Regions from separate parts of the Mus musculus genome. Here all the other regions are linked to region 3. The links are chromatin loops, found by intact Hi-C in ENCODE. Cell type or tissue: heart. All regions are shown on one strand. Region 1 overlaps Tcea3 (transcription elongation factor A (SII), 3). Region 2 has its middle 17 kb from the start of Gm31295. Region 3 holds the start of Lactbl1 (lactamase, beta-like 1). Region 4 overlaps Asap3 (ArfGAP with SH3 domain, ankyrin repeat and PH domain 3). Region 5 overlaps Luzp1 (leucine zipper protein 1). Region 6 overlaps Htr1d (5-hydroxytryptamine (serotonin) receptor 1D). Region 7 has its middle 15 kb from the start of Luzp1.

Evidence for each region. Peaks named below come from ENCODE experiments on the same cell type or tissue, not always from the same donor. Only the 100,000 strongest peaks of a DNase experiment are listed, where the experiment ranks them.
Region 1: a loop joins it to region 3, with 4 times the contacts of the local background. A loop is called at or near these places in 11 of 42 quality-filtered maps.
Region 2: a loop joins it to region 3, with 7 times the contacts of the local background. A loop is called at or near these places in 30 of 42 quality-filtered maps.
Region 4: a loop joins it to region 3, with 2.4 times the contacts of the local background. A loop is called at or near these places in 9 of 42 quality-filtered maps.
Region 5: it touches region 3 in a loop (4-fold over the local background); 14 of 42 quality-filtered maps call a loop at or near these places.
Region 6: it touches region 3 in a loop (6-fold over the local background); 5 of 42 quality-filtered maps call a loop at or near these places.
Region 7: it touches region 3 in a loop (8-fold over the local background); 36 of 42 quality-filtered maps call a loop at or near these places.

Annotation. Positions count from the first base shown.
Region 1 is chr4:136,258,586-136,262,585 of GRCm38, reverse strand. The region is part of intron 5 of Tcea3 (transcription elongation factor A (SII), 3); the gene reads right to left. Among named protein-coding and RNA genes, the nearest start is that of Tcea3, 13 kb to the right of the region's middle. In heart, a CTCF peak has its summit at 1,996 (motif pointing left); DNase peaks (open chromatin) are centred at 495 and 1,805; H3K27ac peaks cover 1,116 bases.
Region 2 is chr4:136,368,333-136,372,332 of GRCm38, reverse strand. No RefSeq gene overlaps it. Among named protein-coding and RNA genes, the nearest start is that of Gm31295, 17 kb to the left of the region's middle. In heart, a CTCF peak has its summit at 2,421 (motif pointing left); no DNase peak of the experiment used is centred here.
Region 3 is chr4:136,619,329-136,623,328 of GRCm38, reverse strand. It overlaps Lactbl1 (lactamase, beta-like 1), which reads right to left and starts at 708. Exons shown (of 8, transcript NM_001243262.1): 1 at 588-708; 2 at 1-44. In heart, a CTCF peak has its summit at 1,807 (motif pointing right); no DNase peak of the experiment used is centred here; H3K27ac peaks cover 372 bases; H3K27me3 peaks cover 1,003 bases.
Region 4 is chr4:136,237,881-136,241,880 of GRCm38, reverse strand. Asap3 (ArfGAP with SH3 domain, ankyrin repeat and PH domain 3) reads right to left here. Exons shown (of 25, transcript NM_001008232.2): 13 at 3,657-3,705; 14 at 3,362-3,549; 15 at 3,149-3,282; 16 at 2,895-2,989; 17 at 2,523-2,700; 18 at 1,678-1,763; 19 at 1,415-1,530; 20 at 808-875; 21 at 616-726; 22 at 313-508. Among named protein-coding and RNA genes, the nearest start is that of Tcea3, 8.1 kb to the left of the region's middle. In heart, a CTCF peak has its summit at 2,062; DNase peaks (open chromatin) are centred at 2,060 and 2,570; H3K4me3 peaks cover 881 bases; H3K27me3 peaks cover 4,000 bases.
Region 5 is chr4:136,525,014-136,529,013 of GRCm38, reverse strand. The region is part of intron 2 of Luzp1 (leucine zipper protein 1); the gene reads right to left. Among named protein-coding and RNA genes, the nearest start is that of Luzp1, 57 kb to the right of the region's middle. In heart, a CTCF peak has its summit at 2,409 (motif pointing left); no DNase peak of the experiment used is centred here.
Region 6 is chr4:136,429,580-136,433,579 of GRCm38, reverse strand. The region is part of intron 1 of Htr1d (5-hydroxytryptamine (serotonin) receptor 1D); the gene reads right to left. Among named protein-coding and RNA genes, the nearest start is that of Htr1d, 7.0 kb to the right of the region's middle. In heart, a CTCF peak has its summit at 2,087 (motif pointing left); a DNase peak (open chromatin) is centred at 2,459.
Region 7 is chr4:136,452,991-136,456,990 of GRCm38, reverse strand. No RefSeq gene overlaps it. Among named protein-coding and RNA genes, the nearest start is that of Luzp1, 15 kb to the left of the region's middle. In heart, a CTCF peak has its summit at 2,068 (motif pointing left); a DNase peak (open chromatin) is centred at 1,860; H3K4me3 peaks cover 856 bases.

The sequences.
Region 1 (4,000 bases), 360 kb after region 3:
CTCAGGTGTTTCTCAGGAGCCAGCCACCTCATTATAGGAAATAGGAGATAGTCTCTCTTGCTGGCACCTGACTTACCATGGTTAGACAAGGCCCTGTGGCTCCTCCTGTCTTGACCTCTCTGGGACCAGGATTGTAAGCACGTGCCCAGCTTCTCATGAGGGCTCTAGGCTGTACCTGTGTTTGCTGAACCAGCTCTCAATCTGTCTCTTTTTTCTTTTAGGGGACAGGTTGTTTGGTTGTTTTGTTTTCTTTTTGAGACAGGGTTTCTCTGTGTAGCCTCAACGATCCTGGCACTCACTCTGTAGACCAGGCTGGCCTAGAACTCATGTATCTGCCCGCCTCTGCCTCTCTGGTGCTGGGATAAAAGGCATGCGCTGCGCCACCTAAGGAGTTTGTCTGAGAACAAGACTAAGTGAGCAGCTGGCATTCCCCAGAGTTCAACATTGGAGCTTCCTCTTACCAGTTCGTCACGTCTCACCTCAAAGGTCACATCCCCAGGAGACCGCCTCTCCCTGTTTCCCTACTGCATAGCCCTTACCCAAGTCTATAATTAACTTGCTCATGTGTTTATAAACATTGTCTGCTTCCCTCTTCAGATGACATCCACACAGAGACCGTGCGGCTCCTTCACTCCTGTAACAGTACCCATATTTAGCTTGCTAAATAGCCGTTGAATGCATGATAGACACTGATTTTGATCATAAAGAAATCAAGGACCAGGGAGTACAGATAGAGCTCAACTGGAGGGAGTCTCATCCTTTCTGAAAGGCAGTATTCCTATTTCCTGGGTTTATAAGAGAGCTCGGGCTAGAGAGATGGCTCAGTGGTTAAAAGCATTGACTGCTCTTCCAGAGGTCCTGAGTTCAAATCCCAGAAACCACATGGTGGCTCACAACCATCTGTAATAGGATCTGACACACTCTTCTGGTGTGTGTGAAGACAGGGACAGTATATATATAATAAATCTTTAAAAACAAACAAAAAGCAAAAAACACCAAGAGGGCTCACGTTCCCATTCCTCAGCGGAAAGGAGTCCCTGTTATGTGTGGCCCGGCATACATAAGGTTCAGGGAACCCACATAGAGGGAAGAGAAAAGCAACTCCCCAAAGTTTTCCTCTAACCTCCATGTATGTGCCATCATGCACGCACACGCATACGTGCACACGTGCTCTCGTAGTGAGTGTGCTCTCCGACAAATCTAGGCTTCAGAGACAAATTCCAAAGCCTGGTGCACCACTGTGACCTTGGGTCGGTTCTTTAGCCTCTGATGTCTCACATAGGACTAACAGTAGCAATCGTTTTATGGGTCAGTTGGAACAACTAAAAGAACCTAACGAAATCCCAGCAAAAAGCACCAGGTCACTTATCCCCGCACACGAGCAGTACTATCACACATGCCACCTTTGCAGCCTGTGATTGAGAGCAATGCCCGGGCTTTTCATTTCACCATCTGATCCTCACAATGACCTTGGGAAGTCAAAATCATTTCCACCCTACAGATCAATACGGCGAGTCTCAGTGAGCAGAACTGAGCTGTCTAAAGTCATCCATCCAACTTCCAAGCGGTTGAGTCAGATGGAAACGGCTGTCTGTCTTTCCAGTTCTCCTGATACATTTCACTGTGTTGAGAGTTTTCCAGAGTCCTCTGACCCATGCAAGCAGCAGCTGATTGGAGCTCTTTCACCTCTAGACCCTGGCTTTGTGCCTCCCAGCCTGGCTGGGAGCTGGCTGCCTGGCTAGGAGCTGGCTGCCTGGCTGCCTGGATTTTGTAACTGTGTTTTATCCAGTCACACTCATACATACCATCAGGGACTGCCAAACTCCAGAAAAGGCATTGTTAGTGAGGCTCGGGATTAGGTGCATTTTATCTGTGCCTTCCCTCTGCTCCCAGATTTGTCAGCCGCCACCCCAGCCTCAGCCCCAGCCCCAGCCCCAGTGCCAGCTCTTAGAAATCTTTTCTGGTGCCTGCCAGAGGCACATGGGGGCTCTGCTTGCTGTTCTTGGGCGCCACCTCGTGGACAATTCAGTTACTGCAACTTACAGTTGCTGCCAAGCCAAAGCAAAGTTGTTCGTGTGTGGTGTGTGTGGTGTGTGTGTGTGTGTGTGTGTGTGTGTGTGTGTGTGTGTGTGTGTGTGTGTGTGTGTGTGTGTATGTGTGTGTGTGTTTCTGTCTGTGGCTTGGCATGTATCTCTGTATCTGTGTGTCTCTCTGTGTGTCTCTGTATCTGTATGTCTGTCTCTGTGTCTGTGTGCCTGTCTGTGTCTCTATGTTTGTATATGTGTCTGTCTCTGTATGTGTGTGTGTGTGTGTCTGTCTGTCTGTCTGTCTCTGCATGTGTATTCCAGCTATAGTTCTCAGAACACTGCTTCCTCCCGTCACACCTATGTACAGCTTTCCCAGAGTTAACTCCATCTGCCCAGTGAGCGGACCCACCCCCAGCTCACTTTCTCCTTCTTATGTAAAGCAATCCTTGACATTCTTTCTGTGTCCCACCGCATGGTGTAGCCACTCCACCAAATCCAAGCTATGGATCCAAAGGAATTCAAGCTAGTATTTTGGTCTGTGACCTCTGTCCTGACTCAGAGGCCCTGAGTTTCAATCTGGAGGCTGCACCCTGGTGGGACACATTGTGTGTCAGTTGTGTCTTAGAAAACTCTGCACCTGCACATGTGGCCAATATTTACAATTGGAAATTTCATAGGAAGAAACATTAATATCTAGATGCCCTTTAACAACTGGGACAGTGGGAGAGCTGGCTCAGCAATCGAGAGTGCTGACTGCTCTTGCCGCAGAGCTCAGTTGCCTTTCCCAGCATGGCTTACAAAATACCTGTACCTCCAGGTCCACGGATGTAGTACCCTCTTCTGGCCTCTGAGTTCCTGCACATGTATGGTGCATATGAGCTCATGCAGGCAAAGACATATACACTTAAATTAAGCTAAACAACAACAACAAAACACATAATAATGGTGGACTGTGGGTTAGTGAGACGGCAGGGGTGCTTGCCACCAAACCTGACAACCTGAGTTGCATCCCTGGAACCTACACAGTGGAAGGAGAGAACCAACTCTGTTATAAGCTGTCCTTTGGCCTCCCCTGGGTATGGCACACACACACAAATGCATGCTCTCACGTACAAGTAATAAAAACCTGGAAAAATCCTAGAGAATGACGGTCAAGCACGCTGACACATCTGTAGCAAGCCTGCCTGAGTCCAGGAATTTCAGGTCGGCCGGGGCCTCAACAGTGAGGTCCTGGTGGCATACCCCCTTAACCCCAGCTACACAGTGAGCCTCTGCTTCACAAAGAAAGAACAACAAACCCTGACGGATGCATTGGATGGATGCGCCTTTTCATAAGGCAACCACTGGTTAGGGCTGGGCACTGTAACCCCTTCAGGTAGGCAGATTGCCTAGTTAGCCACACTCTGTGCTAGTCTTCAAACTGGTGATCTGATCGCCTCTGCCTCTCAGGTCACCACAGGCAGCTCAGAAAGATCTGAACTCTGTTTCAGTTGAGACATGGTCTCCTGCTATCCAGCCTGGCGTGAACTCTCTACACACTTAACAACGACCTTCAATTTCTGAACTTCCTGCCTGCATCTCCAGAGTTGTCTCAGGATCACAGGCGTTTATCAGCCTGCCCGGTTTACACAATGGTGAGGAATAAACTCCAGGACTGTGCATGCTAAGTAAGCACTCTCATCCCAGCCTTAATTCTTAGCAGGGCACCCCATGTGGTCTCCACCCTGACAGCTCCAGCCACAGAGACCCCATCATCGTTGATACCCTACATTGTCTCACATCCCAGATTCAACCATCCATAAATCTCACTCCAGCCAACACCTCCTAACTGTTCTCCTTTTCTGTTCTGAGCCCTACAATCTGATGCAGGCACCCGGACAAGCCTGATAACTCTAGCGCAGCTGTTCCAAGTTAGTGGCTCCATTTTCTAAAGGATCCACGAGGGGGGGAACTCAACCTTGCATCACCCCCCC
Region 2 (4,000 bases), 250 kb after region 3:
CCCGGGGAGGGCAGGTGATATTTGGAGGGAGTATAAAAAAGGACAGTGATGGAGTCTGGGCTTGGCTTGCTTATAGAGCTAGCTGTGCCATGCTGGTCGCATCTTCACTGAGCTGAGGGATGCACTGCTGAAAACTTCTGGTATTTCTCTGGGTCCCTTCTGCTGACTCGTGCTAAGGTCTGGCTGTTCCCGCTAGGTCATGGTCATGTCATCTCTGCTACTATCCCAACACTACTGAGTTGGATTGCTGATGTATCCGTGAACTGTTTGCGAGTGGATCGAGCTGCCGCTGCCTGCTAATCTGTGAACTGAACCGCGGATTTCCTGACAGTGCAGATGAGACTTGCTCCAAAGAACCATTTCTAAACAGGTTCACTTCCCCCATATCCTTTCTTTTCCACTACCTCTGGTGGGTGGTGGGCTGGAAGGGAAAATAGACATTGAAAAAAATTAAAGTTACACAGACCCAACAGGATGAGGGTTTAGTCTCACAAGTCTGTCCAATGTCAAATGTCGGTCCCAGGTCTTTCTGGACTGGCCACAAATGCAGTAATTTGCCAGATGGGGGTCACAGGAAAGCAACGTTCTTGCTCTTGCTGATGTATTATACACCAGAACAGCCAAGTGAAATTGATGCCTCCAGCCAGGGCAGGGGGCAGAGCTTAGATGGTTGATACTCTAGGAAAACCGTTCCTTCACACCAAGGGAAGTGCTACACATTTCTAATGTCATTGTCCAAATACATTTAATGATTTATTTATCTTATGTACATTGGTGTTTTGCCTGCATGTATGTCTGTGAGAGTGTGTCGGATCTCCTGGAATTGGAGTTACAGACAGTTGTGAGCTGCAGTGTGGGTGCTGGGAATTGAACCCAGGTCCTCTGGAAGAGTTCTGAACCGATGAGCCATCTCTCCAGCCCACTATCCAAATTTTTATAGAAGTCAACCCTGAGTCTATTAGTGGCCCTCCAGTAAGTTGCCATATTAGCACATAAGCTCAAGTGTGATTGAAAAGGGGATTTCTTTTTTTTTTTTAATATTTCTTTATTATCTGTAAGTACACTGTAGCTGTCTTCAGACACTCCAGAAGAGGGAGTCAGATCTCGTTACGGATGGTTGTGAGCCACCATGTGGTTGCTGGGATTTGAACTCAGGACCTTTGAAAGAGCAGTCGGGTGCTCTTACCCACTGAGCCATCTCTCCAGCCCAGGGGTGTTTCTTAAGAATGTGACAGTATCACCGAGAAAACTGAAAGTCTTTCGGAGCACGGGTCCAAAAGTTTCAGAAAAAAATAATGGAAAGTATTTTTTAAAAGATTTATTTGTTATTTTATGTGTACGAACACTGTAGCTGTTTTCAGACACTCAGAAGAGGGCATTAGATTCCATTACAGATGGTTGTTGTGAGCCACCATGCCATTCCTGGGAATTGAACTCAGAACCTCTGAAAGAGCAGTCAGTGCTCTTAACCGCTGAGCCAAGTCTCCAGCCTCGGAAAGTATTTCTTTTGATTGAATTGGACTTAAATTATTGAATCACATCTTGCTTTTAATGGGAACTAGGAAACTTTTTAAAAATACCCCATTACTAACATTGCTTGGTGTTTGAAGATTATTTTTGTGTCATTTATGTAAAATAAACATTCATAGACCAGAGTAGAATTAAAAAGTGACCTTTAGCCGGGCGGTGGTGGTGCACGCCTTTAATCCCAGCACTTGAGAGGCAGAGGCAGGTGGATCTCTTGAGTTTGAGACCAGCCTGGTCTACAGAGTTCATTTTAGGTTAGCCAGGTCTACACAGAGAAACTCTGTTTCAAAAACAAACAAACAACAAAAACCCTGACTTTTAGCCAAGAAACTCAGCATTTCCAAAATAGATAGAACCCTGTAAATTGGTGTTTTTGTGCTAGGTTATAGTCAGGTCTGGTACATGACAGGCAAAGGATTCTACCACTCAGCCTCTCCAAGAAAGACAGGGGTTTGTTTTTTTCCTCCCTCCTTCCCTCCCTCCCCCTCCTCCCTCTCTCTTTTCTTCCTTTCTTTCTTTTTGAGACAGGGTCTCTTGTAGCCCAGACTGGCATTCAGCTTCCCCAAGTAATTAAGTTCCCCTTGAACTTCTGGTCCTCTTGCCTCTACCTCCCAAATTCTGGAATTACAGGTGTGTATCATCATGAACGATTTAGACAGGCTAGTGATTGAACCCAGGGCCTCATGCATGCTATACAGTTCATAATGTATTGGTGGAATATTTCAGGCTTAATGCTCATTCTGTCAGAGTTCAAAATGGTGAACATCAAGGGAGATGAGACTTCAGAGAAGTCTCTGAAATGTGAAGAGCACTATTTTCTGTGACACGAACAGGTGGTTCTTTGTTCTAGAAGCCTGTAACCCTTGTACGTAGCGCCTCCTTGTGGCTAAAATAGGCAACAGTCTAACTTGTCTTTCCTATCATATTTGTGTCTAGGGAACAGTATAACTTGTCTTTCCTATCATATTTTTGTCTCCTTTTTGGAGAATGTTATCTTTTAGCCTTTTTTATTTTTCCCCAGTGTTTCTAGTTGTCCAACAAATATTTGTAAGAAAAATCTATCATACTATAGAGTTAAGGTCTGGGAATCCAGAATTATGATACTGCTTTATGCCCCACCCCCAACACCATGGATTTGTATGAAGGGTGTGGGGGGAGGGTGTGGGGGTGTGGGTAGGTGGGTGCTAGGACATCTTCCATGCTAGGTAGGCACTCTACAACTAGGTTACATGTCTAGCCCCTAGTATTAGTTTGGAACACAGATTCTGACAGAAACTAACATTAATTATCCAAAAGGCCCAGAGACACACTGCCTTCCAATCAGTAGGCAATAGAGGATGGAAAAGGGCACTTTCCTATCCCATATTGTAGAAAGGTGTTTGTGTGTGTGTTAATTAGCTTAGCACACAGAGTATCCATGATGTATGTGTTCTGCGTTGACTCTCCTTTCTGTCAGCGGCTGAAGTGCAGGATCAATGCCAGCAGACCCAAACTCGCCTCAATATTTCAGGAAACACTGAGCCCCAGAGTCCAGACAATGACAGACTGTGACAGAGATGATACGGAAAGAGTCTCAACCATCACAAGAATCAAACATGTGGCTGGCTGCCTAAGCAGAGGTGCAGCGAGGGGCGGCAGGGGGTGGGGTGGGGGCGAGCTCTGGAATGACTGCTTTCATTTCCACCATAAAATAGCTGGTCCGTGACGAGCTGCTATGAGAAGCTTCTGCCTCCGATCACTGGCTCTCTCCGAGTAGAGGGCAATCTAAAGGCTCGATTCCTGCTCCCTGGCATTCCGTGGCAACAGACAATCTGAGTGCTACTATTCTAGTTCTGAATAATGTCTTCATGAAGCTAATTTAATTTGTTTTTTCTTTTTGTAGTAGTGGGGATCAAATGTAGTCTTCTGCGTGCTAGGCAAACATTGTACTCAGGCCCCTGCCCCACCGTCTCATAGTTAAGATGACTCAGTCAGCTTGGTCATTTAAAGGGAAATCTTCCTGTGCGGAACGATGCCTCTTAGAGGCTAGAGGACTCTCCAGTTTTCACAGCTCTAACGAAAGGTAAAGGGAGGACCAAGGCCTTAAGCCAGTGGTTCTCAACCCGTGGACCGTGACCTCTTTGGGGCAGAATAACCTTTTCATAGAGGTCACCTAAGACCACTGGAAGTCACAGACATTTACACTACAATTCATAACCATAGCAAAATGAGTTATGAAGTAGCCATAGAAATCAGTTTGTGGTTGGGGGTCACAGCATGAGGAACTGTATTCAGGGCAAGGGGAAGGTAGAGAACCACTATCTTAATTGAAGGCCCAGTTCTGGTGTCTGCTTGTAAGCTTATTACGTAGGTGACTCACAGAAATACTGCCCCTTTGAGCCTTGCCCTTTTAAAATTGTGGGGTTTTTTTGTTTTGTTTTTTTGTTTTTGTTTTTTTTTTTAGGGCAGGGTTTTTCTATGTAGCCTTGGCCAT
Region 3 (4,000 bases):
AGATTCCAGCTCCTTGAGGATTCTGGCCTGCAGCGCAGGAAACCCTGTGGACAGGAAACTAAGAGAAGCAAAGGCAAGAAGAAGTGGGAGCAGTGGGGAGACAGGGCCCGGAGAGATGGCTCAGAGCTTAAGAGCACTGCTGCTATTTCAGAGGATCTGGGTTCAATTCCCTGCATCTACATGGTAGCTCACAACCATCTATAACCACAGTTTCTGGGGTTCTGACACTCTCCAGGGATGCCAGACCTACCCATGATACAAGCATAAATGGGGAAACATACATACACATAAAATTAATAATAAAGACATGTCCTGGGAGAAGAAGGGACAGAAAATAGCTAGAAAGGGGGTAAAATGAGGATGGTGGGGAAGGAGGACCCCACTTCCCAAGCTCAGAAGCCTGGCTGATTCGCAGTGCCTGATTGTCCAGGACTATCCTGCTTCTTGCACTAGAAGACCCAGAACCCCTTCTATCTCAGGCAAACCTGAAGGAGGGCACCAAACCTACCCCAAATCTACCAGCCTCTAATTCCAGCTCCTTCCCCCACAACCATCTGCCAGGCCCCAGACTCTCACATTTTACCTACTTCCAGAAGGATCTAATGGAATCCACAATTCAGCTCTTTCAACCGGGATCCCTGTGTTTCAAGGGTCTTCCTGAACGCTCAGCATGAGCTTTGCCCAAACTGCCAGCAGCCGTGACAGATGTGGCCCTCATTTCTCCAGCTCTAATCCCTCGCTGTCCTCTGCCTAGAGGATTAGCTTCCCAGGAGCCCTGGCAGCAGGGAAGCTGGGCAGATGTATCAGAGTGCCGGACATCTATGCCATGTGACCACAGAAGCTATAGTCCGGGGGCATGAAGAAACTCAGGAAAAGAGGTGACAAAAGACAGCTACCAGGATCTGACCCTCAGGCCCTTAGAACCCTTTTCCAAGCTCAAACCAGTTCACCAGTCACCTCTGAGAACACAGGTGTGAGCCTTTCTATTAAGTGCCCAGGAGAGCCACTGTTACCTGGAAGTGAGACTCTCTCGGTTTCTTTGTAAATGAGGACAATAATGACTACAGCTAATTAAGTAGGAGAGTGCTTCTAAGGCAGAAGCCCGTGACCTGCCCCTAGGAGGGGCTGGCTCTGCCAAGGCTGGCACTCATGACTTGGCTCTGGTATCAAACTCCCAATCTGGTCCAAAGGCTGACTTTAGATTTTTTTTCTAAGTCTAAGAAAATCTAAGACTGACTTAGATTTTCGGGAATGTCAGAGGACAACTCGCAAGAAGTGGTTTTCTCTTTCCACTGTGTGGGTCCCAGGGATTGAATTCAGGTCATCAGGCGTGGTGGCAAGCACCTCTACCTACTGAGCCATCTTACAGGCTGTCTGTGTCTTTGATCTGCACAGGAACTGCAGGAAGAAGAATCTAGCTTGTCACACTTTCCATCCATCCAAAGGAGCTGATATTCAAAGTTCCCAGGAAGAGCAAGGGCTAAGATTGGAACACAGGACACAGGTCCCCCTCCCCTGGTCCCCAAAGCCTTCCTTATATCTCCATCTGACTGACTATGAGGTCGTCGGGGGGTGGGGGGGTGGCATGTCAAAGCTAGGACTGATGATCTGAGTCAGATAGTTTACTGCAAGGGCCTGCAAGACTTCCCTTAGGGGACCCACCCATGTCTCAATGACTCCACTGTCTTCTGTGGCACTCCTCCTGGATACTCAAGTTGACCCAGCTTCTGGAGGCAGGTGTTTCTCCCTTGTAAATCCGGATTATTTCCAATTCAGCTAGAAGAGAATCCACACCATGTCATATAGCAAATCACCACTAGATGGCAGAAGGTGTACATGGAATGTCCCAGCTTGCTCTTCCTTTAAAGGTATTTTACTGGAGAATTGGTCTTCAGGTTCTATACCTGTGAAACAAGAAAGATCAAACACACACACAGACACAGATACACATTCATATACATACACACACATACTCACATACATACAAAGAAACACACCAGCACACACACATATATACACACATACACACACACACTAGCACATAAACACACACATACACACACTAGCACATAAACACACATACTCACAGCCACACATATATGCACACATATATACACTTGCACACAGTCACACACTCACATATACACTCATACTCACAGAGATACACATAAACATGCACATACACACATGTACCAGCACACACACGTACACATATATACACACACAGCACATACTCACAGACACATATACACACATACACACATACCAGTACATATACATACACATAATAGCACACACATACACACATATACACAATCACACACATACACACACACACACACACACACACGTACATACACATATACACACTCACAGAGTCACACACTCATACACATGCAGAGATACATGTAAGCATACACATATATACACATACACAATGTGCCAGCACCTGTGTGCACACATGCGTGCTCTCTCTCTCTCTCTCTCTCTCTCACACACACACACACACACACACACACACACATACACACACACGTCAGAGAGGAAGGAATTGGCCATCTTCTTTTTTATACAAGATATCTCATATTTCCCTTTAAAATATTGTATTTTAATTATGTGTGCTCTGTGGAGGTCAGGAGATGGAGAGAGGGCGTTGCAGGTAGCTGTTAGTATATCAGCATGGGTGCTGGGAACCAAACTCGTGTTCTCTACAAACGCAGCAACTGTTCTCAACCACTGAGCCATCTTTCCAGCCCCAAGCTGTCTCTTGCTCTTTGGGGAATTCTAAGTGGCTTTGGCCGGTGAGTTTAGGCCTCACCCACTGTAGGGATGTTGGATCAGACTGCAGAGTCCAAACCTCAGCCCTGATCCTTGCTACGTGTGGCTTTGATCAGAGATTCTGTATTTCTCAGACCTCATGTGTACGTGCGTGAATGAAGACTCTACCCTAGTGGTGTGGGAGTGAAGACTGAATAGGAGCGTGATCGCAGGGAGAGCACACGGGCCACTGCATGCCAACAGCGCCCAACAAACACAGTCACTGTAATTACCTCCTTTCCTGGGCCGCTCCTCTCAGGAAGCAGGTAACTCCCTTCTCAGAACTGTCTTTTAGTTTCTGGGTTTATAAAACTTGCCATTTTTGCTTGCTTGTTTGTTTGTTTGGTCGGTTGGTTGGTTTTCTGAGTCAGGGTTTCTCTGTGTAGCCCTGGCTGGCCTGGAACTTGCTCTGTAGACCAGGCTGGCCTTGATCTCAGAGATCTGCCTGCCTCTGCCTCCAGAGTGCTGGGATGAAAGGTGAGGCCACCACAGCCTGGCCTGTCCTTGTTTTGTTTAAAATCTTGACATCTATTTACTTTTTGTCAGGTGCCTGCAGACCTGCGCACTGAGGTCAGAGGACAACCTGTTGGGCTTGATTTCTTCCCTTTACCGTATGGATTCTAGTGATCAAGTTCAGGTCCTGAGGCTTGGTGACAAGTGACCTTACCCACTGAGCCACCTCACAAGCCCAGGGATTTTCTTTTTAAGTGCAACTGAAAACAGGTAATAACAAATTGAACTCTAAGCTGTGCTTACTAAATGCAGGCTTGTAACCCAGCTACTCAGAGGGCCGAGACAGGAGGACCAATAACCACCAAAGATCAAAGGTTATCAAACAAATTCCAGGCCAGCCTGGGCAACTTGGTGAGACTGTCTCAATAAGCACTGGAGATGGAGACAGCCCTGGTGGATAAAGGGCTTGTGGGTGAGCGTGAGCACCTGAGTCTGGCTCTGCAGCCCACAGGCTAGAAGAAGCAAGCAAGCAAACAAACTAAACGCTGGATGTGACAGCGAAGATATGTAACCCCACACTGGGTGGGGGTGGGCTCGGTGTCCTGGGGACTCACTGGCCAGGGAATCTCACTGATCAGAGCTCCAGGGTCAGTAAGAAATGCCATCTTAAAGAGAATGAGATGGAAAATTGTGGGGCATTGGGCTCTGCACAGACAGGCTGGTCTCCAGT
Region 4 (4,000 bases), 380 kb after region 3:
AACCTGGGTTGTAATCTCACAACAGAAGCTTAAAAAGTCACTGAACATCTCCATTTCCTGAAGGAAGGGACAGCAACCCTAAGGGAACTTTGATGGCAGGATGGTCTTGCCACCCTTCGCTCTGCTGTTCTCAGGGTCTCAAGGAACCCAAGCTGGCCTTGAACTCCTGACCCTCCAACCACCTGCTGAGAGCTGAGATTACAGGCACGGGCTGCCACCCTTAGCTCTGCCATGCACACACAGCTCAGTGCCCCACATAGCGGTCTCTCAGTGAACGGCTTCATCATGATACTTCTGGGAAGCCAACTGTACCTCCACTGCAATGTCCGGCTCGCCCGAGGACTATGGTCCGAGAAGAGTTTTTGATGGGCAGGGGTGGGGGACTGTCCTCACTTTGGCTCTGAGTGGTGGCTGGTCCCGGGGTGGCAACGGTCTCATAGGTCTTGTTGCTGATGTCCAGCCTCACACTACCCCAGCAGGCCTGCGCTGGGGGCTTCGAGGGGCAGTGCTGCGGAGACAGGGCCACTTTGGTTTCCACAGTCAGCCTTCCTCTTCCCACAGCAGGCCCAATATGGCTCCTGTCTGGTACAATCGAGGGGGAGGGGCTGACCCTACCTTTTCTTCCTCCTCCTCCTCCTCACTGTCAAAGCCGTGTTCCATGGAATGTCCCCAGTGGTAGTCCATATGCAGAGGGAAAGCAAGCGTCCCCGCTTGTGCCTGCTCCAGCTGCCAAGAACAAAGGCTTGCGTGTCAGAGGGCCGGCAGGCTGAGGAAGGGTTAGAGGGCAGCCTCTCCGGTCAGACTCACCAGCTCTTCACATTCCTTGTGCTGTCTGTTTCTGGCTATGTCCAGGGCTGTCTCTCCAGCATCATTTACTGTGAAGGGCAAGTCCAGACCATGGTCAGATCAAGGGGACGCTGCAGCTTAGAGATTAATATGGGCCTTGGAATCAGATTGGCTGAGTATGAAAACTGGTTCTCTGACTTCCTGTATGGTCTTAGGTGGTCTGCTTAGTACCGCTGGGTCTTAACTGTCTCATTTAAATGAATAGGATACATGAAACTCTCTCTCCAGGCTGTGAGGATTGGCTGATTAACAGTATATAGATCACTTATCATGGGACCAGATACATGCTATCTAGTAAGCAGGCAACAGTTACATCACTAGAACCCAGATTCAACTAGAATTTGCTTTGTTCCCTGTACACTAGCAGGCTTACTAGCTCTGTGAAACTCCCATTTTATAGATGAGGAAGCTGAGACCCACTGAATGACAACCCCGGAGTAGGGCAGAAGCAAGCCAGGGGGAGTATGCCTGCATAAGGTGTGCTTGCTGTCAATGCTCTGGTCTGTGAGGGCAGAAGGCCCCATCCGCAGTGGTCAGAAAGGAGTCTGGAGGAGGTGTAGCGACGCACCTGCCCCCACGGGAGCCCTTCCTCTTAGCAGCAGTTTGAGACAGTCTAGCTGGCCGTGGAGCGCCGCGCAGTGCAGGGCGGTGTTTCCATCTGCAGCTTTGGCATCCAAGTGGCCACTAGGAGGAGGGGGTTGCAGGGAGGTTCCAGGAGGGAAACAGGCAGGCAAGGAGTAGGGGTGGGGGATCCCCAGTCCCAGGGAAAGAGAGAGGTGGGGCAAGGAGGGAGTCGGGATCAGCGAGGGTTGATGGCAGGCAGGCTCTCACCCATTCTGGATGAGGAAGTCCACTATCGGCAGGGAAGCATGGCTGGCGACTCTGATGGCCAAGTGCAGGGCGAGCTCTCCTGGTGCCTGGACACACACATGGCTGAGTTTCCCCTGCCACCTGCCCTCTTGATCCCTTGTTGCCCCAACATCTCTGTATATGATGTCATCAGGATGAGATGTCTGGATAGACCCTCACATTAGGGAAGCGTGGGAAGGCCCAAGCAGTCTTTTTATGGCTTCCTTCAGTGGTTCCCAAATCTTAATCTGGCCGGCCCTCCCCTTTTCTCCCACTTCCTCACTGAGGTCTCTCTGGCCTCCTGTTCCCTAGCTTGCTGTGCTGCCCACATCACCCAAGTGCTCAATCAAGTGCTATTCCCCCACTGCCCACTGGGGGGCCTGTGACGGTTTCAGTTGTACAATTCAGAGCCATCACAGTCTCCTTCAGTGCTGGCGACAATGCAGAGCCTCATAGGCAAGCTCCCGACCCTTAATCACCGGGCTACATCCCAGGCCAGTGACAGCCAGCTGTTTTGTTTTTAAAAGATTGCCTTCGTTTGTGTGAGCCTCCATGCGGGTACTGGGAACTGAATGTCAGTCCTCTGAAGAGCAGCCAGTGCTTTCAGCTGCGGAGGCCACTCTCCAGTCTCATAAACATTAAATGTTTGATCAGTCACAGGAATCCTACTGATGAAATCCTTCCTTCCTATCTCATGAACGTATCACCAAAATCTAGTGGCTTTCATGACTCTAATCAAACCTGGCCTTCCCAGCTTCCAAGGCTAACCCATTTTACAGACAAGGAAATAGGACTCCTCAGAAGCCCCCTGGGGGAGGGGCTCTCACCTGCCCATCAGGCCCTGGCAGCAGCTGTCCGAAGTCCTGCCCATTGGCAAAGGCCTCCAGGACGGAGAGGAGGTCCCGGCTGCAGATGGCTGTCCGTAGCTTCTGGGGATCTGGTGTGGAATGGCGTGCGAACTTGTGTTCTACATACTTGGCTACAATGTAGTTCCTGCGGCTGCTCCTAGGGAGACAACAGACAATCACCGGACCTCAGAAAATGTTCTACATAGTAACTTCTGGAACCACTCTCCAGGTGAGTCTGGTGTCCTGCTAACTTCAGAGGGCTCCCTTCTCCCCAGCCTTCTGACACCAGATCCCTCTCAGACCCTGGATACTGGGGAGCTAGCAAACCCCAACTTCTGAAACCATCCGTACATGTCACTCTCAGCAGAGGGTTTAGGGCTGCCGTGGGAGGGCAGGTGGGCCTCCATGACTTCATTGAAGTGGGAGTTTCCGATGTTCAAAGCCAGCTGGAGGCACAGCACAGCAGGAGCGGGAGTCAGCGAGTAAAATCACACGTTAGGACAAGGACATAGCTCCTGGCAAGGTTCACCCTTCAAAGTTTAGTCCCTCCCTACAGTTCCCTAAGCCCCGCCTCCAGGCCCCCTAACATTCTCTCCCGCTCTCACCAGCAGCTCCGAGGGGCCCAGGAGGTCCAAGGTGAGCGATTGAATGCGGGAGAAGCGCACGCCCAGCTCCCGGTGGACACCGGAGCACTGGATGCAGGTGAGCACGCCCAGGTTGGTGCTGAGCCACGTGGGGTCTGCAGAGGGGAGTGGTTGGAGCCTCCATCCCAGAGTCCCGGTCTCCAGGCCTCCCACCAAAGCTTCCCCACCGCTGACCTGCAGCCCCACAGTCGCAGCAACGGTCATTCCCTGGCCTGCTCTTCACCTCAGCGACAAGCATGTTGGTTAGGTCGTGGGGCTCCGTATCCAGTCGGGTGCCCCAAGACCACTGGCCGCCACTGGGCTCCCCGTGAAAGGCATTGCTCAGGGCTTCGTCCTTGCTATTCTGCAGCACTGACACCCATCTGTGCGGATGGAATGGGCGGGTTGGGGACAGGAGACTGGGTGTGGATGAGTTCCCGGGCCCCATGCGCTGCCCATCCCCCACTGCTGGCCCAGAACGGGTACTCACGCCTCACACTCCTGCTCGTCCTCTGCATGGAAGTGGTAAGTGCGGTTGTCTGTCGGGGAGAGAAAAGGACGTCAAGCCCACAGATAGTTCAGGCCTTCCCCAGGACAAACATCTGTGTGCCCCGGAGATCAGGCCCTCCTAAGTGAGCGTTACCATCTTCATATGTCATCTCCAACATAGGACCCCCCCACACACACAAGGCCCTCTGTATGATCCAGGCTCAGTGCACAGCACACACCCCCAGATCAAGCACAGCATGGCTCTCACCTCCAGACTCACCACTCTCTCACTCTCTCATTTCCCTGGTTCCTTCCTTTCTCCCTTCACCTAGCCCTACCAGCTCC
Region 5 (4,000 bases), 94 kb after region 3:
TAGAATCCTAGAGAATTTCTGGGGGACTTCCCAGACAACCTGCTCCTCTGTCATTTCTATAGTTTCAGAAGCTGCTGGCCTGTACTTCCTACATACTCAAGTAATATTTATTCCTTCTCAGGTCTGTGATAGGGGAAAAGACTAGATAAAGTTTCAGAATAAATCTTAAATTATATAGGATTTAAGAAAATGTTTTATGTCTTAGAAGATGCTTTAGGTCAATAAGACAAGTTATGATAGAAAATGATTTAGGTACAAAACTCTAAATTCACCAAGTTAGGATGGACAATAGAATATAACTACAAAATTGGCAAATAGTTATGGACTAGATATAACATGAATCTTACCTGATTAGTCATAATAATTGTTATCACTGTATATAGATTATTATGAGTCTTCTGTCTAATATTTGTTTTTTATTAGACAAAAAAGGTGGAATGTAGACATAATGCACTGTGTAAAGGTTATCCTTGTATTATTCAAACGCTGACTTCTCCGCCCTCGTATTTTATTTCAATCCAGACATGGCATTGTAATACTTGTGTCAAGAATCTCCTCTCTCAAGTCTGTGTAAACAATTCTTACCATTTATTCTCTGCTTTGTCAATAAATGCTGATTACCCAATGGCTGGGCAAAACAGAGAATAGGGCAGGACTTCTGCCAGCCAGGGGAAGGAGGAAGAGATCAGTCAGGTTGAGTAAGGTGGAAAGAATTCTTGAGAGTTTAGCAGAAATATGGAAGTCCCAAGTTGCAAGTATTATTGGGATTTTGACTAGTAGGTAGCCAAACTAGTTGAGGGGTTAGAATAGATAAGATAGACTGCCTAGATATTGAGGTGGAGCCTTGAAATATTTATATTAAATAATTTTGTAGACCCTGTCTCAAAAAACTTTTTTAAAAAGTTAAAGTTAGTATATAAATAAGTTGGGTGATAGTAATTATTAGGACTAGCTCATGATGAAAATCAATATAAATGCCCTGGTTTTTTCAAAAGACTACTAAAGAATCTGACTAGGAAGACCAAACAGGAAGCACTGTGATACTCCAAGCAAAAGCCAGTGTGGCTGATAACAGAGACACTAAGAAGTGGTCAGAACTCTGGCCAGGTGAAGGGAGAACCCCATGCTTTTGTTCCTAGACTGCACATGATGTATAAGACAGGCAAGAAATTAAGGATGCTTCAGACCAAGGTTGCTGGCCTGAATTTGTAGGACAGTGCTGTCCTAAGTCCAATGAAATTAAGTATAGATGGAACAGTAAGAAAAGGAAGATAAGTTTAAAACATTATCTGTGAGGGGTTAATGGTCAATCAAAGACAATAGAGCCCATAAACACACAAGCAGGGTCAGAGCTCAGAAGAGAGGTATTCTTACAATATAAATCTGTGAGTCAACAAAAACAGATGGCTTAGAAAAATATAGAGAAAATAAGACACCAACTGTCTAAACCCCAATGCTCACAGGGATGAAAATATAGCAAAGGGGACAAAGCATCTGTGAGGCAAGTGGAAAATCACAAGAGTGCATAGCACATAGTGTAATGGAAGCTTCCAAAAAGTAAGACTAACACAGGTGGATCTATCAAGACAATTATGCCACAAGTATTGCCAGCACGACACCAGTAGGGCTGAGGAGATGTCTCAGTTGTAAGGCATTTTGTCCAGCATATGTGAAGACTGGTGTTTCATCTCCAGTACCACATGTGCAGGGTCGCAGGGGTTCAGCACTATTTAACAGAATAGTGCTGGAAACAGCAACAGAATCAGGATTTGAAATTAGGGGCAGTCCATCCCATAATCAGCCACCAAACACAGACACTATCGCATATGCCAGCAAGATTGTGCTGAAAAGACCCTGGTAAACAGCTGTCTCTTGTGAGGCTATGCCAGTGCCTGGCTAATACAGAAGTGGATGCTCACAGTGATCTATAGGATGGAACACAGGGCCCCCAATGGAGGAGCTAGAGAAAGTACCCAAAGGAGCTAAGGGGGTCTGCAACCCTATAGGTGGAACAACAATATGAACTAATCAGTACCCCCCAGAGCTCGTGTCTCTAGCTGCATATGTAGCTATGGGAAGAGAGGCCCCTTGGTCTTGCAAACTTTATATGCCCCAGTACAGGGGAACACCAGGGCCAAGAAGTGGGAGTGGGTGGGTAGGGGAGCAGGGCGGGGAGAGGGTATAGGGGACTTTTGGGATAGCATTTGAAATGTAAATGAAGAAAATATCTAATAAAAAATTAAAAAACACAGTCTAACCTATAAGAGAACAGCCAGCATCTTATAGTAAAACTGACTCCCAACAATTCAACTGCAACTGAGGCTTGAAATACCAAATGCCTTCTGGAGCTGTGCACGGGCTCCATCTGGTGGCTGCACTACATGGTCTGAGCCATCAGATGGAGCCCGTGCACAGCTCTTATAGAACAGCAATGCTTGGGAGAAATTGCTACCATCAAACATGGATCATCCATCACTCTGCCCCGTCTATGGTACAGCTCTCTTCTCTCCTCTAAGTTCTTCTAGACTCTTTCCCATCTCTCCATAGCCTACATGCTTCCACATTCTCCAAAACTGAAGGGAACAAGTCGCTTTCCTTTGGCTATTTGTCCACTGGCACAGCAAAAGCCTTAACTATTTTTACACTAGTTGGGGGATTAGGGACTCCACAAATTTCATATGTTCAGTAATAGAAAGGATAAAGAATTATTAAAGGATTTATACTAACTTAACAGTTACCAGAAGACAAATAACACCATGTTTCTACGAGAAGCTTTAAAAGCAATGCATCATTGTCGATATGCTTAAAACCATTAAATTGTACAATGTAGAGGTGAACTCCATGATATACAACATCACAATAATAATTTGTTTGCTTTCATTTTTCGAGACAGGGTCTCTCTGTGTGGTCCTGGCTGTCCTGGAACTCTCTCTGTAGATCAAGCTGGTCTCAAACTAACAGAGATCCACCCACCTCTGCCTCCCAAGTATTGGATTACAAGTGTGTACCACCATACCAGGTTCAATAGTGAAAAAAAAAATTTAAAACCCACACACCTAGGCATGATAGTATTTCTGTAGTTCCAGCTACTCAGAAGTCTAAAGCAAGGGGATTCTTTAAACTAAGGAGCTTAAGACCAGCCTAGGAAACATAGTGAGGACCCCATACAAAACCAAAACAGAACAGAAGGGCCTCGGCCTACCCTCAACTGACATTCTCCAAACATTCCCTTTTACCACTTTACACTGAACTTTTCATGAACAAATATCTTAAGAGGAAATTATAATAGTTAATATTTATTCGTCAACTTGATAACAATTTGGTATCCAACAAATCTCCAGGCAGACCTGTGAGAACTGTCTTGATTATATGATTATATTAACTGAAAGGGGAAGACCCACACTAGAGGTGAATGGAACAATTCCCCGGGATTAGCTCTGTAGATTCAGTGTGACCAGCCTTGACTTCTTCACCATAAGGGAACATTCTAAGTGTAAGCCAGAATAATCCTTTCTCAACTTTTTTTAAGAATCAGAATATTTTATTCTGGAAACAGGAAAAGAACTAATATAGATATGAAACTTTAGCACTTCTCCATCTATAAATTACCACTATTCTGAATTATAAAAAGTTCAGGAACCTGACTACTGTTTTCATGTGGATTAAATTTTTCTTTTTAGATGTTTTTAGTTATGTGTATATCTCTTTGTGAGTGTGCGTGTCTGTGAGGGTACCTAGAAGGCCAGAGGAGGGAACTGGACCTCCTGGAGCTGGAGTTACATGCAGCTATGGTGTCACAGCCCAGCATGGGTACCAAGAAATGAACTCTAGTCCTCTACAAGTGCACTTAGCCATCTTGCCAGTCCCTCCATTTGGATTTTAGTGTTAATTTTCTATCTTCTGTTCAAAATTGAGTGTGGAGACTCAACCAGTATAGCACAGGAATGAAAAAGCTAAACTCAGTTAACAACCAACAAGTACTTAATTGACACTAAAAAGA
Region 6 (4,000 bases), 190 kb after region 3:
CTTCTGGACTAGACTACTGCATGCTTGAGATGTCTTTCCTAGTCTGCAAGCCCTCGGCAGCCCAGGTGCCCTTCCCCTGACAACCCATCCCTATCTCCACACAAATTCCTCCAGGACAGAGGCTAGGTTGTATTCCACCTAAGACTCTGACAAGAGTTGATGCTGAGGGGGCTGTAGAGACGGCTCAGTGGTTAGACCCTTCACTGGTCTTGTTGAGGACGCAGGTTGAATCCCCAGCATCCGTGTTAGGCACCTCATAACTGCTCATAACTGGAGCTCTAGGGCTCTCTCTGATGCCTCTGTACCTGGGGCACCTGCATTCATGTGCACAGACTCACACACAGACACACAATAAAAATTAACCTTTAAATGTCTGTGTCAGACCCCAAGCAGATGGCTTGAAGAACAGGGTCTGGCAGAGGCAGGGGTCCTCTAGGCTTTAGCTTGGCTCTGCCAGTAACTCCGTGTAACTCTTAAGTCTTGTCCTTATTTGATGCTCAGGTTCTCAAGCTTCAAAAAGATAGTCTTGGACTGAATTAGAGACTCGCCCTGAGGGGTTAAACCTAGGGAACTTCTGTAAATTATAAGTGGAGCCAGGCCACGGTGGCGCATGCCTTTAATCCCAGCACTCGGGAGGCAGAGGCAGGCAGATTTCTGAGTTCGAGGCCAGCCTGGTCTATAGAGTGAGTTCCAGGACAGCCAGGACTACAAAGAGAAACCCTGTCTTGAAAAAAACAAAAAAACCAACCAAACAAACAAACAAAAAATCATAAGTGGCTGGACCTGGAAGCACAGGCCTATAGCCCCAGCAACTCAGGAGGCTGAGGCAGGGGGATTGAAAAAGTTCAGGGTGTGCCTGGATGGCAGAGTGATTTTCAGGCCAGCCTGGGCAACTGAGGGTGACACTGCTTCAAAAGATAAAAGAAGAAAAGAAAGCCGGGTGTGGTGGCGCACGCCTTTAATCCCAGCACTCGGGAGACAGAGGCAGGCAGATTTCTGAGTTCGAGGCCAGCCTGTTCTACAAAGTGAGTTCCAGGACAGCCAGGGCTACACGGAGAAACCCTGTCTCGACAAACAAAACAAAACAAAACAAAACAAAACAAAACAAAACAAAACAAAACAAAACAAAACAAAACAAAACAAAACAGAAGAAGAAGAAAAGAAGCAGGGTGCTAGAGATGTAGCTCAGTGGCAGGGCTCTTGCTTTTGGCAATGCTAGGGTTTGAATTCCAGCAGGGTGCGGTGGGACAGGGCGATGCCAAAGCAAAGCCCACAGTTATCTTCTGCGCCTTACCCTCTGGGAGAGAACGCAGACACTGTAATTTCTAAAAATTCCTCAAGTGCTTCTCCTGTGTGTCCTGCCTGGGGTGACACAGAGATATGGCTATCAATGATGGTTGAAGATCGATAAAATGACCCATACAGGAGAGACCTGTTTTCAGGGCCTTTGAACCAGTTAGGGAGTTCAGTTAGGGAGTTCAAGTTTGCTCTTCTCTGGGTTGTTATGAGCCCTCAACAGGCCAGAGGCCACTGTGAACAAGCCAAAGAGAGGCCTAGAAGCAAGAGCCCTTGCCACTGTGCGTGTGGGAAAGTGGGCAGCGAGATCTTAATGTCACTCTACCTGCCCTTGAGGCAGGACCAGTACACCATTTACAGAAGGAGAGACAGAATGAGAAATGAGTCTCTCAAGGCCATGCCTGGCACAGGTGGATTGAGGGCCTGAGTCAGGAACTCTAGAAGAGTCAGTATTGAGGAAACTGAGCACTTGAAATGGAGACATGGAGATGTGACTTAAGCGTAAAAAACACTGATACACACCTGGAATCCCAGCACTTGTGAGGCTAAAGCAGGAAAACAGAGTTCCAGGCTAACCTAGGCAACACAGTGAGAGCCTGTACATAGATAGGCAGACACACACAGACACACACAGATACACACATAGACACACACACAGACACACAGAGACACACAGACACACACATACACACACACAAACTCTTTGCCCTGCTCCCCACCAGGGACAACAAGGGTGGGACAATGCAGCCCCAGAACAAGTAATTGCAAACAAGGTGCTATCGCCCCCTAGGGGTCACTTCGGTATATTTGTCTTCTGAGAACTGCATTTCTGGCCAGGGAATAGGGCAGCCAGGGAGGCCTCGTGGGTGGCCAACATTAAAAAGAGCTTACCAAGCATTGTGTTGAACGTCTCCTATAGACACTCATTATGTCCAATCACAGTCCTTTCTATTGTCTCCCAGGGGAGGAAACTGTAGCTCAGAAGCACATTCAGAGCTAGGATGAAATTTTTGCACTGGGATTTGGTTTTGTCTGGCTCCACGCTACACCACTCATAAAAGGCGTGAAAGCCCGCCCAGGTCTCCTTTCTCTTCCCACAAAGATTTGGTGGGTGCAGGCCTGAAAACATGCAGGACTCCTTAGCCAGGCCTGGAGGCTCACTCATTCCAGCACTTGGGAGGCTGAGCCAGCTTGAAGTCAGCCTGGGCTGTGTAGCAAGACCTTTATCTAAGAAAAATAAGGAGAAAGGGAGAGAAGTGGGGGGGGGGGAGGAAGGGGGGAGGAGCTTTACTCCTGCTGGGTTTCAGCATGCTCTCCTGGCAGAGCCTTCTCCCACCAGGTCCGTAGGTAGGTAGCCGGTTAACATCTTTGTTCAGCACTTGGCACAGCCCAGAGGAAAGAAGGAAGTGGCATGCATCGCTGTCTCACACTTGGCTGTGCCTGGAGAGGGCCTGACAGCCACCCTGGCTTGCTGCAGGTGAGACTGCCGGGACCAGGCTGCATGGCTCACACTGAACAGTGTGTGAAGGGAAGAGGGGGTGGGGGGTGGGGGGTGGGGGTGGGGTGGAGCGGGGTGCACACAGCGCAGTCATGGCAGCTCTGAGATTTGCAAAAAACCTAAGTGTCAGAGTGGGAACGGCTTTTAGAAACCAATGAGTCCAGCTCCCCGGTGCTGCTGCTAAGGAGACTCAGAAAGGGTGAGGCGCTTCACCCAGTCACCCAGTGGATTACAGGTACAGACCAAGTCCCCAGACACCCAGACTCTCACTTGCAGCGTGAACCTGAGATGAAGGGCAGACAGACTCAGGGGAAGTCCAGCCCTGATGGTGACATATGCTTCTGCTGTCTTCATGCTCCCTGCCCCACCCCCAAGACCTCTTCCATCAACAGCAAATCTTATAGCACAGCCAGGCCAGCTGTACAGGCCTTTTGAACCGCACATCTGGATCTCTAGAGAGCATCCAAGCTCATGGATTGAGCCCTCTCTCCTCTTTGGGGCAGAAGAGAATTTGCTTTCTCTAACATGGGTAAACAAGGCAATAACAACAGAGATCTATTTCCTAGAAACACAAACAGGGAATGGTAGTGTTTTTAAAGGATTCAAGTCCACCAGCCACCATCTGCTCACTGGCACGGGCAAGGTAGCCTATGGAATCACCTAGACTGCTTGTTTCCCAGATCTACTTACTACCTCTGTGATCTTGGAGAAGTTGCTTAGCCTCTCTGAGCCTTTCCCCATTCAATAATTCCCAAGGGCGAGAGCGACCCGCATCTGACACTGATCTTGGGAAACTTACAGTGATGTCTAGAGACACAGTTTCTGTGCCTAGGATGTCCTGAGAGGATGACAGCATATGTGTCAGCAGCCACGGAAAGACAACCTGCTGACACCCCAAGACTCTGAGAGTAGCTTTGAAGCACAGGACTGAAGCTTGGAGAACATTTGCCCCTAGTCACCCCCAAATCCCCTTCACTTCCTGCCATTTACCGTTGCAAAGACCACTTGAACCGACTCCTTCCCCTCCCTTATGTGGACTCACTGAAGCCCCACCTCTGTCTCTTTGGAAAGACAGTGGTTCTTTTGCTTCTCTGAGTGTCTCCACAGGTCACTCCCGCTACCCAGAATGCCTCTTTTATTGTTTAAAATCTTTATTGTATGTGTGTGATGAGTGTGTGGTCCATGTATGTACACATGTGTGTGTAC
Region 7 (4,000 bases), 170 kb after region 3:
TTGGCCTAATTCCAAGGGCTCTCAGCCTGGGGCTGACCTGATTTGAAACCCACCCTGGTTTGAAGAGGTTCTTCCTGGCCAGAGAGCCAGGGTGCCCTACTGCATAACCACAGACTCTCTGAGGGATGGAGAACCTAAAAACTCCCCTCTTCTTGGGTGTTCTCGGACCCCTCCACACACAAAAAACCAAAAACAAAAAAACATGCTGAACCCTTGTCGTGATTTGAATATGCTTGGCCCAGGGAGTGGCACTGTTTGGAGGTGTGGTCCTGTTAGAGTAGGTGTGTCACTGTGGGTGTGGGCTTTAAGACCCTCATCCTAGCTTCCTGGAAGACAGTCTTCCACTAGCTGCCTTCAGATGAAGATGTAGAACTCTCAGCTCCTCCTGCACCATGCCTGCTTGGATGCTGCCATGTTCCCGTCTTGATGATAATGGACTGAACCTCTGAACCTGCAAGCCAGCCCCAATGAAATGTTGTTCTTTATAAGACTTGCCTTGGTCATGGTGTCTGTTCACAGCAGTAAAACCCTAACTAAGGCAGCCCTACCCACACCACCTTGTCCAAGGCCTCAAAGGTTGGTCTTAGCCATAATCATATTTTACTTTTTATATTTGATTTATTATTGCTGTGCATGTATGTTGGGGTGTGTGTGCATGCCACAGAACATGTGTGACGTTAGAGGACAACTTTGTGGGGTCAGTTAGCTCCATTTCTATGCGAGCTTTAAGGATCTGATCCAGGTCACCAGGTCCCTGCTGAGCCATCTCCATAGCTCTATAACCACATTTTACAGATATAGAAGCTGGGGCTTGGTTACCAAATTGACTTGGCTGTGCTAACACAGCCAATAATTAGCAGAGTTGGCACCTGAAAGAGATGTTTACCACCAGTATGTGTCCTAATGGAATATCTTCCTCTGCCCTCCTAACCCCCAATCTGGCTTCTCTCTTAGCCTCTCTCTCTCTCTCTCTCCCTCTCTCTCTCTCTCTTTCCTTCTCTCTCTCCTTCTCTCTCTGTCTATTGATATCAAGGATCTTCCAGGATATACCAGCTGGAGAACAGATCTTCTTGGCCCAGGGAAGTCCCCTAGCCTGAGAGAACTGTCACCTAACCAAGACAGTTTCACTGGGGTACCCAGGAGCCCATGGGAAGGTCTTGGTGGATGGAAAATTAACCCACGCTGTCATTACCCCATCCAACCTGCAGCTCTTCTGTGCTCAGTCCCTTGGTTAGCCTCTGTCCCTCCAGACTTCTCCACCTCCCTTCCTCTGTCTTCACACAGCTCAAGTGATCCATCTCAGCTCCCATCTTACGACGCCATCTTCCCAAATAATTTTCAAGAGATCCCTGTTCCTCCCAGGATAAAGTTCAAAGCAGATAGATTGTTTGAGTCCCCAAGGTCTGACCGACTTCTCGTCCAATCTTCCCTTTCTTCTAGGCCTCCCTCACTCCTGGCCTCCCTTCCCCCACCCCTAGTATCTCAAACCTTTCTCGAGGTTTCCAGCCTCAAGTCTTTGAACTTAACAGTTCCATGTGTGGTGTGAGAGGAACAGAAGTCCCGATTGAGCTGCAGGGCCTAAGCTGAGCTCTGGAGTTGCCAGATCCATTAGTAACCGCCCCCCCCCCCCGCCCCCCAGGCTTCCAAGAGTGGTGGCAGACACGTCAGCCATCTAGAAGGCTTTCACTAGCGGTGGCCACCAACCACCTAGTGAGAGCACCAAAACCTGGAGCTCTCTGCAAAGCCTGAGAAAGACGGATCTCATCTCGCACCCCATTTGGTGTGCCAGCACAACTCTCTGAGCCAGCTGCCAAGAAGGTTCCCAGAGGCAAAGATTTCCTACCCTGTCTGCTGGAGTCTTATTTCCTAGTGTTTACCATCACCTTCCGCTACTTCCGTGGTCAGGCCGAGTTCGCCTCTGAGAGTGTCTGCAATGCATACCTTAGTGATCTAAGTGCTGTCCCAGAACAGGCAGAGGCTTGCCGCTGCTTCTTGTAGAAAAGTTTTGCCAGAGAAAGGGGGTTTGCCCACCCTTCTTTCTGCATTATTCCCTGATGCTTCTGCGCCATCTGGTGGACAGATGTGGAATGGACCAGGATTTAGGCGGAGGGAAACGCCTTATTCAAACTTGTTTAGGGCAAGATGTTCCTACTGGATTCTGTCCTATGATGGGATCTCAGACTTGTACCAGCCCCTCTCGGGATGAGGTTCCTTTTTTCAGAAAAAAAAAAAAAAGGTAGGAAGGGAATGGGTTCTTCTATCTCTAACACAGCCAAGGCCCATGTCTCTTTGTCGGGGCTGGAGAGATGGCTCAGTGGTTAAGAGTACTGGCTGCTTGCTTGATTCCCGGTACATACGTGGCAGCTCACCACCATCTGTAACTCCAATCCCAGAGGATTTAATTTCTCTTCTGGCTTCCTTGACCACAATATATACAGGCAAAACACCCATATACATTTTGAAAAAAAAACTCTTTAAAAAAACAAAATCAAAGTCCAATATGGTAGCTCGTATCTTTAATTCCAGAACTCAAGAGGCAGAGACAGGCAAATCTCTGAGTTTTAGGCCAGTCTCATCTATATAGCAAGTTCCAAGCCAGCTAGGACTTCATTGTATGGTGGCTTTCAATCTTCCTCATGCTGTGAGACCCCCCCCCAACCATAACACTATTTTCTTTGCTATTTCATAACTATAATTTTGCTACTGTCATGAATCATAATGTAAACATATGATATGCAGGATATTGGATATGTGACCCTTGTGAAAGGATTGTTCAAGCTTCCCAAGAGGCCAAGACCCACAAGTTGAGAGCCTCTGGCGTACTGAGACCCTGTCTGGAACAAACAAACAAAAAATCAAAACAAAAAAAGGGATATGCTTGCATTTGGCCCCAGCTTGTTCTTAGAACTAGATTTGTACCCTTGGCCTGTTCCTTCTCTGCTTTAAGTATACAATTGCCACACTATGGTGATATAACATGGTGACTGTTGCTAGGCAGAAATACTACAGCTGAACCATGGTGGCGCACACCTTTGATCCCAGCACGTGGAAGGCAGAGGCAGGCAGATTTCTGAGTTCGAGGCCAGCCTGATCTGCAGACCAAGATCCAGGACAGCCAGGACTACACAGAGAAACCCAGTCTGAACACCCCTGTCACCCCTCCCCCCCACAAAAGAAATGACATACATTTTTTTAGATTCCTAGTGCCTGGCTAACGCTAGGTCAACATAGGTATGGTTGAGGGTGAGCATCCTGTCCCTGAATCTGTTCAAGGATACTTGGTGGGCACGCCAAAAAGTCAAGTGAATGAGCTGTCCAAGTGGGGTTCAGGGAACCTGGGTGTGGTCATTTATGCCTTTAATCCCAGCACTCAGAACGCAGAAGAGGCACAGAGTTCGAGGCCAACCTGGTCTACACATTGAGTTCCAGGACAGCCAGAGCTATACTAGAGATACTCTGTCTCAAACAAACAAACAAACAAACAAACAAACGAACAAAACCAGAGTGGTTCAGGGATTAGGGTAAACTAGGAAGTAGTGATGTTGTTCATGGGTGACGTCACCTAGATGTGAATGCTCATTTGTCTCTTCCAGTGAGTTACAGGGATACCTTGAGCAGATTTCTTAGGCATTTTAAGCCCCCATCTACCTATCTGCAAAATGGGGATAACGGTTTCCTGTTCCCCAAGTTGCTGGGAGTCAGCAAGATAAATCTATCCAAGATCATGAGTTGCTGCTGTGGCAGGGATGATGTGACTAAAGGTGCCCTAGATAACTGTTAAAATCCCCTTTCTCCAGGTCTGGGATCCCTGTTTCTGTCTTTGAGAGCAAAATTCAGGATTAGCAAAGCAATAAATGCTATCGTAAGACCCTTCAGTCAGAGGACGGCTCAAATCAGGTACTTGCTAGAAACTATAAAGAAGGCACTCTCCCCTCTGGCTGGAAAGTCATCTGAGGGCAACGAGGGGGTGGGGCACAACACAGGCCAGGTGATGAACAGA